Linked DNA regions of Homo sapiens: region 1 is linked to region 2. A link is a contact called in ENCODE Hi-C or POLR2A ChIA-PET data. All regions are on one chromosome and are shown on one strand. The core of a region is the stretch at or near the end of the contact, and the rest is flanking DNA. Distances in the headings are between cores, read along the strand shown. Region 1 holds the start of GIN1 (gypsy retrotransposon integrase 1). Region 2 holds the start of ERAP1 (endoplasmic reticulum aminopeptidase 1).

Region 1 (3,990 bases), core at 566-3,065, 6.3 Mb after region 2:
TTAAAAGTCCTTTGTATATGGTAATGTATAATTATTATCATATCTAAGTATTATCATCCATATCAGGCTGTTTAAAGTAACATAAAACCCTTTCTTTTCCCAAAATCTTCACCTACATGAAAAAATATTTTAAAATCTCTTTCCTTTCATTAATGGTGTTAATGTTTTATAGCAATGTTTATAAAGCTTCAGTGCTAAGAAGAAAATAATCAGAAGACTCACGAATTGTATCCTTTTATAACGATATAACAGTCTAATGCAGTTCACAAACTGCTGGTTCTGGAGGTAGAGAGACAGATGACAAGGAGAAATAGAAAATGCGTAAGAAAGAAAACTCAGTTCACGAAAAGCATAGCCTTTGAAGTAGTTAAAAGTTTTACTGCTAATAATTGGTATTCATATACAAAAGTAACGTAAATGAAAGTTGTTTTTTTTTTTTCAAAGCCCATACATATGAGAAAATGGCTTGAAACTGTAATATTCGAGACAAATATAAATATCTTCTTATACTCTGATTGCTAAGTAAAGGTATCATTTACAAGGGGGATTAAGTGGTTTCTACTACATAAAGAAAGACTGTCCTGGGACTTCTTTGGATATGCTCATATTTTCAAGAATTTCTCTTAAAATCATTACTTAATGTACTTAAACATGTAGGAATAAGAAAAAATGAAAGTGATTGATTACAACTTGTAGTTTTGCAAGAGGAATGTCAGGGTCACATTTGGTTAAGCTTTATACACTTTGTCCCCTCCATAAAAGCAAATAAAATCAACTCATTGCTTAATTCCTTTAATAATTTTGTGTTCAATAAAGTAAGGCAGTTAGGTATTATGTCAAGATTAGGACTTAACTGTTTCACCAAGGGTTAAAAACAAAGCCACCAATTTAAGCCCCTAAAAGGTTATAATACCCGCTGGTTCCATCTTAAAATCTGCAATTTTCAATCAACATGTTAACTTGGATCGGAATTCTGACATTTGAATTATTCTATTTTAAGCTCCAAAAAATGGACACGCACAATTTTATGCAACGTCAAGGACCTGTAAATTTAAATACACTTCTCTGTAATCTGGTTCACTTCAGAGTACAAATTCATTGAACAAAAAAATGCCTTCATCGCCATATGCATTCACATGAAGCCACATGGGATAAATGCATTTCCACTTTAAAAAGTATCTACTTTGGTTCAGAAATGCCCATTTAAGAAAAACCTACACTGAGATAAAGTGGACATTTTTCTTTTAAAACTACGTGACAGGATTCCCTCTTGACCTCACGTTTCTCCCCGCCACGTATTTAAATTTGGGGCAAAATTTCTGATTAAATGACTGATCAAAGTAATGGGGAGAATTCTTCAACGCCGGCCAAAAGTGCTTAGTCTCAAACGCTGTGAGGGAGCATTTCCTAAGCTTTGGGCGACTCGTTAACGGAATCTTAAGGGCAAGGTCCAACCACACTCAGAATCAGCAGGAAAATGACCGTTTGGTAAAACTCAATTACACCCAGTAGGCACCTCCCCAGGCCCGAAACAGCACTCGCCCTTTCTGCTCAGCTAGCGCGGGACATCGCAACGCCCAAGGCCCTCCTATCTCAAAGGCGCTTGCGCAAAATCTCCCCACAGACTCAATTAAACCCTTCCTTAGGCCGGTCGAGGCGAATGGTTTTGAAATTACTGTCGGGTTACGCCTCACTTTAAAAAACAGTAGGTATGACACAGCACACCAGAACGACCACTCACCGAGGTGGTCCTAAATTCAAACGACAGATTTAAGCTTCCTCTCGTGATTTATCTCGCGCTGCCGGAAGCGGAACTACCCGGGTCCTTTAGAGGGCAGTCCTTTGGGGAACCTTGGAACCACGGTCAGAAAGGTTAGGACTGATCATTTGGCTCTTGCCGGAAATCGTTCCGCCCGGTGAGGTTTCGGCGTGAGACCCGAGGAGGGCGGGGAAGAGGCGTGACGGAGATTCCTGAGGTGTAGTAGCCTGAGGTTCCCTTATGTGGCCCTATAGCTGTTACTGAAGGAAGTAGCCTACGTCCACGCCTACAACTGAAGTCTCTTGACAAACACCTCACCCCTGCCTCCGGGATGAAAGGGGGTAACCTAGACCTGAATGGGCTTGACCATCTCACAACTGCTCGCGTGACGACCGCATTCGTGGCAGGTGAGGGCCCAAAACCGGAGGAGAACCGGAGATGCGGAACCTGATCATGCCAGGGTTGAGGCGGCTGCTGGGCTTCTGCTTTGTCTCCTGTGCTCTGCAGACCCTAAACACATGCTCCACCGAGGGGCTTGTGCTGGAGAGAATGACAGCCTGGGCGTGGAGTGACAGTACAGCTTTGAGGGTCCTTTCGCGCCTTGATTTCTCCTCCTGCTCCCCCATGGCTTCCCTTTTTCATTTCTTGGGTTCGAGACGCCAGAAATTGAAGATCAGCTAAAAGGGAACCGCTGAGCTTCTACCCCACGCTGTGCCTGGCTCCACTGAAGTGATTAGCCTCGAGTTATGGGACTGCTGTGGGTAGAGGTGGCTTTTTAAAAAATTTTCTGCCTTAGTCTTTATCCCTCTCTCTGTCAACCCCACACCCACTTTAAAATAACAAAAGCCTCATGTGTTGCAGCTTTTCATAGTAGGGACCGAGGCTGCAGGGCACTGCCGCACCTAGTCATTTGGAGGTCGTTGCAGCCTTCTGCGCCTTGAAGAAGAAGGGGCCAGGGTGATGATCCCTGGATCTCATTCACGAGGTTCTTGACCACTTCCTGGGAGATTGCGACTCTTGGTGTCCTTTGGCTAGTAGTTGTCTTGCTGGAAGGCTTAACTGTGGAAGTGGGAAGCATAGCTGACCTTAGCACGTAAAATCCTCGCTCTACACTGGGACAGGATTTTGTTTTGCTATTGAGAATTCTTAAATGAAATAGATAATTTTTTTGTCTCAGATAGATAAAATAATAACGATAGTTGCCATTAACTGAGTCTTATGTGTGCCGAGTGCTTTACATAGTTTGTCATTTATTCCTCTCAACAATTCCAGGAGGTATGTTAGATTATTATCACCATTTTACAGAGTTAGAAATGGAGGCTTTGAACAGTCAAGCAACTTGCTCTATTAAACATTTGTTATAAGTAAACGTTTGAATCTGTGTTAAAAACCAGATCTGTCTGCCTTCAAAATCTGTATTCTATTGTCCTGTCCTGTTCTTCCTCGATTTCAATTTCTTCACTAACATTTTCAGTGTCTGAAAGTATCCATTCATTTAAAAAATTTTGGTGTACCTACTTATATGTCTGACAAAAGTTAGACATGATCTCTGTCTTTATGGAGCATTGTGATGCAGAATTAAGTAGTGCAGAACCCAGAATACTGTACTTACTGCAGCACAGGTTTATTTAAAGCAAATGACTAAACTGATTTGCAGAAAATTTTAAAATCAAAGGTTGCTGTTTTAAATGTTAAATTCATATGACTTTCAGAGTAGTTGTTGTGAGGGTATTAAACTGAACAATTGGTAGAACATCTGTTGATTACCCAAATAAGTGCTATGAACCAAGTTAAGTAGTGGGAATATATAGATTAGGTCCTCATTCTTTAAAAGCTCCCATGCAACCACAATATAGACAATGTTATGGACTATTAATTTTCTCACGTGGAAAAGGAATTGTGGTTATGTAGGAAGGTGTTCTTATTTTTAGCAGATACATACTAACGTACTTAGAGTTGAAGTGTGTTGATATCTAGTACTTTCAAATGGTACAGCAAGTGTATGTGTGTGTATGTGTCTGTGTGTATAAATAGCAAATATGGCAAAATGTTGGCAATTGTGAGTATAATGGTGGGCATATAGATGATTAACAAACTGTTCTTTCAACTTTTCCGAATATTTGAAATTTTTCATAATAAAAAGTTGGGGAGGAAAAAACCCAACCCTGATGGAAACAGATAAGTGAAAAGATAGATCCAAAATGCTGCGGAACATAGAAGATGGGAGAGGG
Region 2 (3,779 bases), core at 1-2,500:
TCTTGGCTCACTGCAACCTCTGCCTCCCTTCCTTTTATTGGGGCACTATAGTATATGAAATAGATCATCAAGAAGTAATTGAGGTTCTTCCAGAATTTCCTGAACAATGAAATTAACAAGCACTGTTGGTAAATAATAAAAATGCTGGATTAATTTGAAAAAAAAAAAAGTACTAGAATGTTTCTATTCAGGCCGCACCTGAAAATGTGCTACTTATACTAATTAAAAATCCTCAGGCAAGAGACAACTGTGCCCAATTTTCAAGTTTTTTGTTTTGTTTTGTTTTGTTTTGTTGTTTTGTTAATTGTTGACCACGTCCTGAGTTCAGAGCGAATCCTCTGGGTGTTTAATAGGAAACAGATAATTTCTTTCTGAACCTAGCCTACACAAAGAAATCCAAAAGCGTGAGGAAGTGTGTGCTCTCCCCCTTCCCCTCATGGAATTAACTTTGTAGGACCACCTGGCCAGTGAGGCACCCAGATAGGAAACTTTTAATTTGCGTCAACAGAGGTGCTTTATCTGAATAAAACCCAGCCAGAGCCAGAGCGAAGGGGAGAGAGAGAATTGCTGACCAGAAGAACAGGAGAAGCAGGGAGGGAAGTGACCTTAAGAACACACACGGCCCGCGCATCCCACCCCACCAGAGTCTTTAACCCAAAGCCTCTGGGTTTCTCTAGCAGCTATGGGCAGGTGCCCTCCTCAGCCCGAGCCAGCTGCCCGCCCCACCCCGCCTTTTGGCCTCGCGCGGGCGTCGGTGGCCTGCAGGACTGGCAGGCATCCAGGCGCCAGGCGGAGCGCTGAGGGAGGCTCCCGCCGGCCGAACAGCGGGGAGACCCGTGAAGCAGGCGCACCGGCCACGCGCCCGGAGGGACAGGGACAGGGACCGGCAGGGGTGGGCCCGCCGCCAACCCGCCGGGCACCCCGCGGACTCGGGCCTAGCCAGCGACTCCCCCCGCCCTTCCCGCGCCCTGTCTCGCGCCCCGTCGCCTTCCTCCCGCGCCCCGTCGCCTTCCTCCCGCGCCCCGTCTCCCTCCTCCCGTGCCCCGTCTCCCTCCTCCCGTGCCCCAGGCCCTCAGCCCCCCACTTGACGGGCGCAGGGAAGGGGCGGGTGCCGCGCTCTCCTCCCGGCCCGCAGTCCCCTACCCGCGGCTCGAGCGCGCTGTACCTGGGGTTCTGGGGCCGCCCTCACCCTTGCGCCGCCGCCACCACCACTGCCGCCGGCCTAGCTCCCCCAGGACCGAAAGTGAAAGTGGAGCCCGGGGAGCGGCAGGCTGGCGCTGAGCGGCGCTTCGGCCCGAGCCCTAGCGGCAGGCGGGGAAGCCCCTGGCTAAGGCGGGAGCTGGGGAAAGGGTAAACGGGAGTGGGGCCGAGCGAGGGAAGCCGCAACTCCCAGGAAGGGAATTGGTAAATGAGCGCTGCACGCCGGGGAAGCTGCGAGGTTGCGATGCGGGGGATCAGGCGTAGGAAGTGCACGCCTTTCTGAACGCGGATCCGTGTGTGTGTGTGTGTGTGTGTGTGTGTGTGTGTGTGTGTGTGTGTGTGTGTGTGTGTGTGTGTGTGTGTGTGTTGAGATGCTTTTTGTTTTTGTCTTTTTTTTTTTTTCACTGTTTAGCGTTGCGAGGGTTAGGGGCATGCAGGAAAGGGCCGGTGCTCAAGTTGGGGACCGAAGCCAGGCAGGCGCTGACAAGTCCACCAAGCCTAGACGCGTTCGACGCCCATTGGACTCGCTGGGTGTCCGTCATCTCGCCACTGCCAGTGGGCTGAGAGCTCTTGGCCCGCCTCGGAAAGAAACATGAACCCAGTACTCTGTCGTGGCAAAGTGCCGCACCTTCTGGGGCTTCGGTAGAGAATGACTACAGTGGGAGATGCTGTAGAGGAGGAAGGTGGGTTAGAGGTGGCCCCCAGGACTTTCCTGCACTACCAAGGGCCACTGTACCCCAAGGATTAGCTGCTTCCCGCATCAACACGTTCCCTCTGATTTTTCAAAGTAAATGACCATTTCTTCACTCCCCTTAGAACAATTAAAGCTGAATAAAATGGCCAAAAAGACCATCTTTAAACAGTTGAGGCTAAATGAGGTAACAAGTCAAGAAAACACAAACATTAAAACACCAAATGCTACAAGTTTATTACCGAAAATGGGTCCCGATCCAGACCCCAAGAGAGGGTTCTTGGATTTTGCGCAAGAAAGAATTTGAGGGGAGTCCATGGAGTAAAGTGAAAGCAAGTAATTAAGAAACTAAAGGAATAAAAGAATGGCTACTCATAGGCAGAGCACCCCCAAGGGCTGTTGGTTGTCCATTTTTAGGGTTATTTCTTGATTATATGCTAAGCGGGGGAAATTATTCATGCCTCCCCTTTTTAGACCATATAGGGTAGCTTCCCGACGTTGCAGTGGCATTTGTAAACTGTCATGGAGCTGGTGAGACCGTAGCAGTGACGACCAGAGGACACTCTCATTGCCATCCTGGTTTTGGTGGGTTTTGGCCAGCTTCCTTACTGCAACCTGTTTTATCAGCAAGGTCTTTATGACCTGTGTCTTGTGCCTACCTTCTATCTCATTCTGTGACTTAGAATGTCTAACCTCCTGGGAGTGTAGCCCAGTAGGTCTCAGCCTTATTTTACCCAGCTCCTATTCAAGATGGAGTTGCTCTGGTTCAAACGTCTCTGATAATTTGGTGAGTGGACCATGGTCCTAGTGGGAACAGGACCCTTTTCATGCGGTTCTCAGACTTTCTTCTCCCACTTCTTTATTGGCCTTCTTCCCTTTGAGAACTGGGGATTCCAAGTCACTGCAACAGTATTTCTCTTTTTTTTTCAATATTATGTTTCCTTTTTAAAAATATAATGTTTCATACTGCCTATTATCTCTAGTCAAGGACATTTTATAATATAAAGATTAACACCCTGTTCCAAGACTCAACTACGGTGGGATCCAGGGAAGTTTTTTTCACTAAAATTCAACAAGAAATGAGGACTTTGAGATCTGGTAATTTCTGCATGTTCAGAATTTGACAGGAGGTATCAATGGATAGCGTGTAGCCTCCAAGACCTCCAGACATCTCGGAGTGCTCCCAGTTTACTCAAGATGAGACCTCTTTGTCCAGTAAATGTATGCATTTCTTTGCTTTTATATTTATATTTTTGAATATGATGGTTTTCCTTTGGCTTCTAGTAAAGTTTTTTTGTTTTTGTTTTTGTTTTTTGTTTATGTGTCTTTTTAAATACATATTGAAAGTCCAGCTGGCAGAACTGAATGCACCCAACAGGCTGGAGGTTAATACAGAAGACAGCTGAGGAGACAAACAGGGCAATGCCCTGAATGGATGTGGGCAGAAAGGAGCTGAAGTGTAGGCGAGGAGAGAGCTGACACCACCACCCGCTCCACGCCGTTTCCCCAAAAGCTCACCCTGACTCAGACTTTAGCCTGTCGCCCTGGCCGTGATTTCGTCTTTAGAGTTGAAGTGCACTACAAAGAGCGATAAGTCAGAGGATTTGGCAGCATTCACTTCTAGTTTCAAAGCCCTAGCAGGGATGTAGAGGACACAGACCTTGGAGTAAGGACTTTAAGGAGTCCTAGTTCTAGAGCCTGTGAGATCAAAACAGCACATTACCGAGCTTAGAAATGGTTAGAAGGAAGGGAACAGAGAGAAAGGGTACCTAGGTTTATTGATTCCCTACCAACTGTTAGATACTGTTAAATGCTAGCTATGTGTGCATGTGTGTGTTTATAATTTGATCTCTTCAGCAACCCTGTAATGTAGATATTATGCTTTATA

Evidence for each region. A loop is a pair of places that touch in the nucleus more often than their neighbours do. ChIA-PET counts read pairs that join two places held with the same protein, here RNA polymerase II (POLR2A). Pooled maps may share reads with other maps.
Region 1: a pooled map shows a loop between it and region 2 (15-fold over the local background). The contact joins the promoter of GIN1 here to the promoter of ERAP1 in region 2. A Hi-C loop is called at or near these places in 1 of 168 maps with a recorded cell type or tissue (B cell) and 7 of 50 pooled maps. POLR2A ChIA-PET finds 5 or more read pairs at or near these places in 2 of 52 experiments (activated CD8-positive, alpha-beta T cell and activated naive CD4-positive, alpha-beta T cell).

What each region holds. Positions count from the first base shown.
Region 1 is chr5:103,118,323-103,122,312 of GRCh38, forward strand. GIN1 (gypsy retrotransposon integrase 1) reads right to left here and starts at 1,816. Exons shown (of 8, transcript NM_017676.2): 1 at 1,742-1,816. PPIP5K2 (diphosphoinositol pentakisphosphate kinase 2) reads left to right here and starts at 1,979. Exons shown (of 31, transcript NM_001276277.3): 1 at 1,979-2,166. RefSeq lists enhancers at 952-1,453, 1,454-1,954, 1,790-2,049, 2,080-2,269, 2,320-2,379.
Region 2 is chr5:96,806,695-96,810,473 of GRCh38, forward strand. It overlaps ERAP1 (endoplasmic reticulum aminopeptidase 1), which reads right to left and starts at 1,251. Exons shown (of 19, transcript NM_001040458.3): 1 at 1,166-1,251. LOC124901033 (a long non-coding RNA gene) reads left to right here and starts at 764. Exons shown (of 3, transcript XR_007058879.1): 1 at 764-1,883. RefSeq lists a silencer at 672-1,131 and enhancers at 704-1,205, 1,206-1,705, 1,862-1,931.